Regions from separate parts of the Homo sapiens genome. Here region 1 is linked to region 2. A link is a contact called in ENCODE Hi-C or POLR2A ChIA-PET data. All regions are on one chromosome and are shown on one strand. The core of a region is the stretch at or near the end of the contact, and the rest is flanking DNA. Distances in the headings are between cores, read along the strand shown.

The links. Hi-C counts contacts between places; a loop is a spot of excess contacts on that map. ChIA-PET counts read pairs that join two places held with the same protein, here RNA polymerase II (POLR2A).
Region 1: a map of endothelial cell of umbilical vein shows a loop between it and region 2 (5-fold over the local background). The contact joins the promoter of PTPRG here to the enhancer-like site in region 2. A Hi-C loop is called at or near these places in 1 of 168 maps with a recorded cell type or tissue (endothelial cell of umbilical vein). POLR2A ChIA-PET finds 5 or more read pairs at or near these places in 1 of 52 experiments (BJ).

The regions. Positions count from the first base shown.
Region 1 is chr3:61,559,383-61,563,788 of GRCh38, reverse strand. PTPRG (protein tyrosine phosphatase receptor type G) reads right to left here and starts at 2,218. Exons shown (of 30, transcript NM_002841.4): 1 at 1,417-2,218. The coding sequence starts at 1,501. RefSeq lists an enhancer at 3,441-4,116.
Region 2 is chr3:58,563,219-58,567,466 of GRCh38, reverse strand. FAM107A (family with sequence similarity 107 member A) reads left to right here. Exons shown (of 4, transcript NM_001076778.3): 3 at 103-259; 4 at 772-3,350. The coding sequence ends at 879. The region is part of intron 1 of LOC107984079 (a long non-coding RNA gene); the gene reads right to left. Among named protein-coding and RNA genes, the nearest start is that of FAM107A, 12 kb to the left of the region's middle. RefSeq lists enhancers at 722-1,245, 1,246-1,770, 4,170-4,248. Within about 2 kb of position 2,571, at least 2 of the 41 ENCODE cell types and tissues checked have a DNase peak (open chromatin) inside an H3K27ac peak, as active enhancers do; they include endothelial cell of umbilical vein, where a contact is called at or near this core.

The sequences.
Region 1 (4,406 bases), core at 969-3,468, 3.0 Mb before region 2:
GCGCGCCCTGCTCCGGGTCGCACGACGGGACTAAGGGACCCGCTGCACCAAAAACGGGCGCTCCAGCCGCCCGAGGACAGGCGTCTGTAACCAGGCAGAGCGGAGACCTCGGGGCACATTCCTCTTTTTCTTGATTCAGATAACCTCCACCTCCGGGTATGCAGGAGTTGATGGATGAGAGGGCAGAAAAACGGGGAATTCTCTGTCCTTAGGGGAGCGAGGGATGAAAAGCAAATCACCCCTTCTTCCAGCCCTTCCCCGGGCTAGGGCAGGACTTGGCCTCCACCCCAAGGGACAGCTACGAGGGAGCTCGGGGCTGCTGCCCGGGGGACCTGCAAGAGAGGAGAGGGAGGCAGCTGGCCTCTGCCCTCCCCAGGGGAGAGAGGAGGGGGAACTGCCAGCTGAGAGCTGGAAGTGGAGGGTCGCCGAGCCGCACACCGTTACGTGCGGTGATTTATTCTTATCAACGGCCAGTATTGTTCCTGTCTTAACCTGGCCAGAAAGGAGCGAGACTGGGTCTGCCAGCCGCGAACAGCCTGCAAAAGGGCAAAGATGAAGGTAGGCAGGGCGCGCGAGACAGGAAAAAAATCAGCCCCGGCGCGAACAGCAACCCGGCCGCCGAAACCGCCCCGGCCGCCGAAACCGCCCCCGCCCCCTCCCCGCGTCCAGACCCAGGCAATCCAATCGAGCAGAGCAGCGGAGGGAAAGGGCCACGGGCCGGGGCTAGGGGAGACACGGATCTCTCCGAAACCGCCTGCGCCCTGCCGTCTCACTGCGCCCAAGGAGGCTGCCTCACGCCGGCACCGAAGTGCTGCCCGCGCCCCAGCCCCCAGAGAGAGGGAGGACGCCCCCGACCCAGAACGCAGGCTGCTCCCCACACATCCTCAGTCCTCCGCAGCCAGCCTCCGACTTCCATTCCCCGAAACCTAGCCCTCCCAAAGGGATGGAGAACAGCAAAGCAAACCCCCACCTTCTGAGTTCCTTCAATACCCGCCAGAGCGAGGGGGCTCATCCCGGGCCCCCCAAACCCACAGAAGCATCCTTTCCATGGCCTCAGTCTCCCCAACCGCCCCACAACTCGAGTTCTCCCGATCGGCGACGAGTCAGCAAAGCAAGTCCCCCTTTCTCCCGATTCCAGCTCCCCAGGACCCCCAAAAGGGAGCGGGAGCAGACCCCCGCGTCCCCCAGCCCCCTCCCCGGCCAGCCCCTGCCTCCACCTTCCTCGACCACTAGCCTGCCTCCCTAAACATCATCCAAGCCAGCGGAGCAATCCTTTTCTCCTATCCGGGCGCCGGGCCACCCTCCACCCTCTCCAGGGTCTCCCGGACGGGCGCCGGAGCTCCGCGCCCAGGCGACAACTCCGCATCCCCAACGCGCGCCGGCCGGGGCCGCATCCCCTCGGCGGCCGGCACTCACCGGGGAAGCACACGACATAATGGAGCACGGAACTGGTGATTTTCAGGAACAAAATCCACCAACACGGTTCCAGTAACCTCCGCATGTCCGAAAACGCACATCGAAAAGAGGAAAGCAGGGAGGTAAACTTGTTGAATAAGTTCTTGCCTCCGTGCGAGCCTCCGCTAAGCCGGGGCGCTTCCCCGGCTCGCCCGCTCCACGGGCCCCCCGCGCTCGGCGGCCCGAGTCCCCTTGGAATCCGGGAAGCCGCCGAGCGCCCCCCGGAAAATCTCAAAAAGTGACCGGGAACGCAGAGCCACGCTGGGGACGATCCTCTCGGCGGAGAAAGGCTGCTTTCCGTTTAAAAAGGAGAGAGCCGATCGGGCAGGGCGCGGAGTCGGCGGCCGGCGGCGATGCCCCGGGCCTGGGGCAGGCAGGGACCGCGGGCGGCGGCGGCGAGCAGCCGAGGATCCCCAACTTGAGTCGGCAGCGCAGCACAGCCCGAGAGCCGGCGGGCGGCGGCGGGGCTGAGCGCGGCGCGGCGTCTCCGGGCTTCAGGCAGGCAGCTCCTTCCAGGGCCCCGGGAAGGAAGGAGGCATGTTTGCGAGAGGGGAAGGGGAGGGGAGAGGCAGGGGGAGCGGAGAGCCCCCCAAAATAGAAACGGCCGGAGGAAACGGAGGAAAACACAAAGGATCTCAGAGGGGCGCTGGGGCGAGGGCGCCTTCAGTCCATGCTCCTGAAAGTTGTGGCTCCGGCGCAGGCTGGGAAGGAACGAAGAGCGCGGGGCTGGAAACTGGCCATGCCTCCATACAGGAAGTAACATGTGAGCATGGATCCTGGCAGAGACTTTAAAGCCGGCGAGCGAAGGAGCGAGCGAACAGGGGGCGCGCGGTGGCGGCGGGGGCGCGCAGCCCGGGCCAGCTGGCGGCGGGCGCGCGCTCTCCGCGTTCTTAAAGCAGCCGCGCTTGGCTCCCGCCTTGCGCTGGGTCCCTCGGCTCTGCTCTCTCCGCGCGGCCTCTACTGGGACAGTTTGGGGACTGGGGGCGATTGTAGCCCGTGCGCGGAGAGAGGAGGGAGGCTGCCTTCTGGGGCCGGCTTGTTTTTTGCTGGATTCCCGTTGTTCGAGCTCTTAAAAGACGCCGCACGGTGCTCGGGTTTGGCGAGATCCTCCGCGCAGCTCGCGGATCCCGGACTTGAGGGGCCCCTCGCCCTGGCGAGGGGAAAGGGGGAGGGCGGACAGCTGCCTTTTTAAAGCGATGGGGTTTTCTGTTCGGCTTCACTGCCCTGGCATTTGCAGCGGTGAGGCTCACCGTCTGCGGCTCCTGTTCGCGCCTCCAACACAGCGCATTCCCCCGCCGGGAAACAAAGCCGAGCGGCCTTTGCACTCCGGCTACATTGAGATTTAATTTTTTTTTTTTTTCTTTTTCGGGCTTTCATTGGCCCAGTCCAAGGCTGGGGAAAGTGGGGGAGGGGAGGAATGTCGATCCCAGGATTGCGAAATCTAGCCCTTCCGAGCCCCGCATCCCCTTTCCCGGCGCCACGATGGATCGGTGGCGGAGTTTCCCCAACTCGCAGCTTCTCTGGAGAAGGTTCCCGCACCCCGGTTTGGCCGCGGGGAGGGCGCAGGAAGTGCGCCTCTTACACCCTGCAGGGTGAAAGCAGCGCCGCGGGGCCGGACTGATTTCCTGGCAGCTACCCGGGGAGCGGCTGCTTCTTTAGCAATCGGGGAGAGGCGTCCGGGGGAAATGGGAGGACTAGGCTTATCTGTAATGAGTTTTGTCCCTTGGCTCTCGGTAAGAAGATCTTTATCGCTTAGACTTCTAAGCGCCCTATTTTACATTCTTAACGCTGGGGCTAAAAGTGGGGGAGGCGGGCTTTCGAGTAAATGTGTAACTGAGCCAAGGTAATTAGCCGTTTGACATTTTTTGCCTAATTTTTCTGCCTGTGTTTCAAAGCGATCTTGACGTGGGATTGTTTTGTTTTGTTTTGAGACGGAGTCTCGCTCCGTCGCCCAGGCTGGAGTACAGTGGCTCGATTTCGGCTCACTACAACCTTCGCCTCCCGGGTTCGGGCGATTCTCCTGCCTCAGCCTCCCGAGTAGCTGGGACTACAGGCGCCCGCCACCACGCCCGGCTGATTATTTTTTTGGTGGTTTTTTTTGTTTGTTTTTTGTTTTATTTTGGTTTTTTTTGTAGAGGCGGGGTTTCACCGTTTTGGCAAGGCTGGTCTCGAACTCCTGACCTTGTGATCCGCCTGCCTCAGCCTCCCAAAGTGCTGAGATTACAGGCGTGAGCCACCGCGCATGGTTCTTGTGTTTTAAACGTGTCCCTGCTGTTTCATCCCAACACGGCAGGGTCCTCCACCCACCCAAACATCCCAACCGGATGCTAGGTTTTCAAATAAAGTACAGATGGTCGGAGATCCTCCCGTTCGATGTGATTAAGGAAGCATTTTCACACCCACACTTCCAAAAGAAAAACCTTTGAAAAGTTACGTATGGGATTACAAACTAATAAAAGCCAGGAAGTTCCTGGGGAGGGCCCTAGCTCTATCTTTAGCAGAACGGGGGTGAACACCCTCCCCCAGGGTGGGGAATGAGGCGAGTTTGTTTGCTTTGGAATGTGGTCCTTCCTGGTTTTATTGGAATCCTGACTTCTTTATAAAGGATTGCGAGGGCCATTTTTCTTGGAAGTGTTGTAATGAGGGATATTCGTTCCTCAAGTTAGATTACCCCAGCATCCCTGACTACCTTCTTAATGTCGAGTGATAAAATAGGAAAAACTCGTCAAATACTTGTGTCAGCGTCCTCAGGTGAGGTTTCCTCCTCTGTGAAATGGACAGTAAAAGCTGTCCTTTGTGGAATGCTTACTGTCTACCAGGCATTGTGCTGAATTCATGCCATAAACTGCTTGCTCATTCAACAAATGTATTGAGCACCTACTGTTTGAGGGACACACTGGGAACACAGCCTCGAACAAAAAGGGCAAGCCCCCATGCCTTATGGGAGCATA
Region 2 (4,248 bases), core at 1,322-3,821:
CAAGATAATAATGGGGGTTGGTGTCACCGCAGGAAGCAGCCCTGAGGCTGGGGGAAGCGGGAAGGTGATGGTCTCCTGACAGCTCCCCACTTCCCACCCCAGGGGCCTTGGTGTGGACAGCAAGCCAGAGCTGCAGCGTGTCCTAGAGCACCGCCGGCGGAACCAGCTCATCAAGAAGAAGAAGGAGGAGCTGGAAGCCAAGCGGCTGCAGTGCCCCTTTGAGCAGGAGCTGCTGAGACGGCAGCAGAGGCTGAACCAGGTGGGTGATGGGCACCCAGCAGGGACCACGCATCCTCCAGGGCTGTCCTCCAGGGAGGAGCTCTGCTGTGGCCACAGCTAGTAAGAGGGAAGAGGATCAGCAGACAGAGCACTGGACTAAGAGTCCACTCCTGGCCTGAGTCCTCCCTCTGCCATTCACTTTGCTAGGTCCTTAGGGCGAGTGGCTTCCCTGAACCTCAGCTTCCTCACTGGCCCAGTGTACTGCATGCTGATTCTGATTTCATTCTTATAACTGTCTTGTGAGCCAGGTGGCATTCCCATTTTAGAGATGGGGAAGCTGAGGCCCAGAGGGGGTGAGTGATTTGAACCAGGCTGCACAAGGAGAACTCAGTCTCATGCTCTGTGCCCCAGCTACCAGGCTGATAGCAAAACTCATCCCCAGGTTGGTTCTGTTTCCCCACTGAGTGGGCCCTTGGTCCAAACTCCACAGGTTTTCAGAGTAGGAATCCCCCTAGCTCCACCCACTTCACTCTCTGCTTCTCCCTCCTTCAGCTGGAAAAACCACCAGAGAAGGAAGAGGATCACGCCCCCGAGTTTATTAAAGTCAGGGAAAACCTGCGGAGAATTGCCACACTGACCAGCGAAGAGAGAGAGCTGTAGGGCCAGCTGCCGGGCTCAGGCCACTGCCCACCCTGGCCTGGACAGCCTCCTTCAGCCCTTCTGTACCTGGCAGCCCTGGGCCCCAGGCCCTGGGACGTCTGTGATGTTCCCACCTGCTTCTGTAGAAATGTGTCACCCCAGAGGGCCTGGCTCTCCCTGGGAGGCTGGGGCCCCTAAGCTCCTAGGTTTTCCTTCCAAGCACCCAGCCCTCCTGCTCCAAGAGGGATAACCTGCACCCCTCCCTGCAAGGGGTTCAGAGCCCAGCACAGGAGCTTTCTCTGGCAGAATTGAGGAGGAAGAGGTGGCCCTCTGACTTGACAAGCCTTCTGTTCTGCCCAGGCCTTCCCACCAGGAATCTCCGAGGCTCCCCAGGGCCCCGCTTCTCCGTACACCCCAGCTCCTAGGTCTCAGAGAACTCCCCCACCTGTGGTTTTACCTGCAGCCAGCAGAGCTTAGCTTCAAGGACACCTGCCTTCAAAGCCACTGAGGGGAGGAAGGGCAGGGCAGACTGCAGATGGCCTTGTTGCTGGCATCCCGGCCAGGTGGGCGGGGACTAACAAAGACAGCTGTTTAGGGTCTTCTCCCCTCACCCATGCTTTCATCATCCCCTCCGCACAGCCTCCCCGTCCAGGCCTTCTAACCACACCTACCCAGGGCTGCCGCATTCCTGCACTCAGAAGTCTGCAGCGGTGCCTCACAAACTTGATTGTGCATAAAAATCACTGGGGATCTTGTTAATACAGCTTCTAACTCAATAGATCTGGGAGATCCTGCATTTCTAACAAGCTCCCAGGTAAGGCGGAGGCTGCTGGTGTGAGGACCATGCTGTGAGCAGCAGGGCGAGAGTGCCCAGGGCTGATATATATTGGAAATATCACCCCTGAAGCCATCGCTGGCCCCCACCTCCTGTGGACTGATGCCCCAGGGATTCCCACCCCACTTCTGCAACCCCAGGTATCCTTCATTATCCACCCCATCCCAGACTCCCACCCCAGGGATTGCCCGTGAAGACTTTGGCCTAGCAAATTGTGTTGGTTATGTGAGTGTTGTTTTAATCAGAGATGTACATGATTGCCAATCTGCATTTCTTACCAGTGTGACCACACTGTTACGATGCAATTCTAGCCAAAAAAAAAAAAAAAAAAAAAAAAATTTTTTTTTTTTACTTTTTCCTAGTCTTATGGAAAGCAAATATACAATGATTTTCAGTAGGCTTCTGGAATAGAAACAGTGGTTTGAAGACCCCACTGCCACCTTTATGGACTGGCCCCTTTGAGTCTGAATCCCCGGCCTCTGTCACCTGAGACCCAACCCCTAGCTGGGCCAACTCCAGTGAATTCACCCATTTTTCTTCTTCAGAAGGCCTTTCCTGTGTGAGACCCACATATTTTAACCTTTTGCTCCTATCCCATTTTTAAAGAATTAGAGAATAAACCAGGCCTGTTTCTTTTCCCCTGAAATCCCTGCCTCTGGCTTCCTAAACCCATCATCTAAGGTGACAGAGCAGTGCTGGAATAGCATCTCCTTTCACTTTCCCAAAACTGCCACAGATAGCTGCCACTGGCATGCTCTTTGATTCCTGGAAGCAAACGTGGGACTGTCGGAGGAAAGGGATTGTTCTGGTCTTACTCATAACTGGGTGGTTTGAGGGTGACTGAAGTCGTGCTTTTCCTGTGTGTGCTGCCAGCACAGGGCTGTAAATGCAGATATTGCGCCTGTGTGCGTGTGTATAAGTCAAGCTCCAAGAGGCTCCTGAATGTGACTGGCGTGCTGAGAATGTGTTTACGCTGTTTAATGTCTGCCAGGTGAGGGTTACACTGAAGATGCACAATCCCTAAAATAAAGATCACCACTTCCCCAAAGAAGCAGCCCTCGGGTCCATGTGTTGTTCAGACATGTGAAGAGAAGCAAGACAGAGGGTCTCAGATGGACGAGGGCTCTCCAAGGGAATGCCTGGGGATTCACCCAGTGGTCCCCAGAGGTGCTCCATGGAGGCAACAAGTCATTCCATGAAGCCCCAGAGGTAGAAGGGACCTCAAGCACCACGCCCTCCAGGGCAGCCGTGCAGACGACCTTGGTTCACTTTTCAGGGGTCGTCCCAACTCTGTATCTCCAGCCACTCCAACTGTGGAGGCTGTAAATCCAGATTTTCACTGTTCCAGTCTCCTTTGCAGCTTAGGATGGCTATGTGATCAGGTGTGGCCAATGAAATTGAAGAGGAAGTCTACCTGGGCTTCTGGGAAAGCTTTTCCAATAAAAGACACAGGCATGGCTAACACCTCCCTGGGCCTCTTCTTCCTACCTTGATTGAGGGTGTGATGCCTGGAGCCACAGCAGCCACTTTGCTACCATGACAAAAAGGCCAAGAGAATCACAGAGTCATTGACCCTATCATTATTTCACCAAGCCAATACCAGCCGCCATCCTTCTCCAGAATTCTTGTAAATAAAATAAATCCCTCTTTGTTTAAACCATTGTTGGTCAGTCTCTGTTACTTGCAACCAAAATCATCCCTAACTGACACAGAAGGCCAGTCCCTGCCTGTCCAAAATTACCTGCAGGCTGTGCTAAAAATCCAGATTCAACTTTCCCATCAGAAGCCTATTGGATCAGGATCCCCAGCTGCAATGCCTGGGATCTGTTTTTCTGCACCTTCCCCATATAGCCTACCTAGCATGAGTCTGAAAACTGGTACTTGGACATGACTAAAGCACACATCATTCAACAAATATTTATCGAGTTCCTGCTCCATGCCAGGATGCATGCCATAGGCTGGGACACAGTAGAGAACAAAGGTGCAGTGCCTCCCCCTCATCTGATGACTGCAGTGGTCTCCTCCCAACTGGTCTCCCCTACTGGCCTTGTCCCTACACCCTGTTCTCAACAGAGGAGCCAAAATGATCTTCCTCCAGTCTAAGGCAGAACTTGCGACTCTGCACAGAGCCCTCCCTGGGCTCCCAGTGGAGTCTCTCCTGCATTCCAGGTGGTCCTGCGAGTCCAGCTCCCTCTTAGCCTCCGACCTCCTTCCTGCACTCTCCCACTTGCTCACACAGTCCCAGTTGTGCTGGCCTCCTACCCTCTCCAGGCATGCCCCATCTCCATGCCTTTCCACCTGCTCTTCCCCAGCCAGGAGTATCCTTCCCTCCAAGAGCCTCGCGGCCCACTCCCTTGCTTTCTTCAGGTCTTTTATCACACTTCTTCTAAATGAGGTCCCCTTTAGCCACCCCATCTAAAATCTCAACTTCTGCAGTCTTCCTCTGCCTGCCTTGCCTTCTTTTTCCCCCTTACTGTTTATCACCATTGAACATATTCTATATTTTACTGATTTGTCTCGTGTGTCCCTCCTAATGATAATGTCAGCTCCATGAG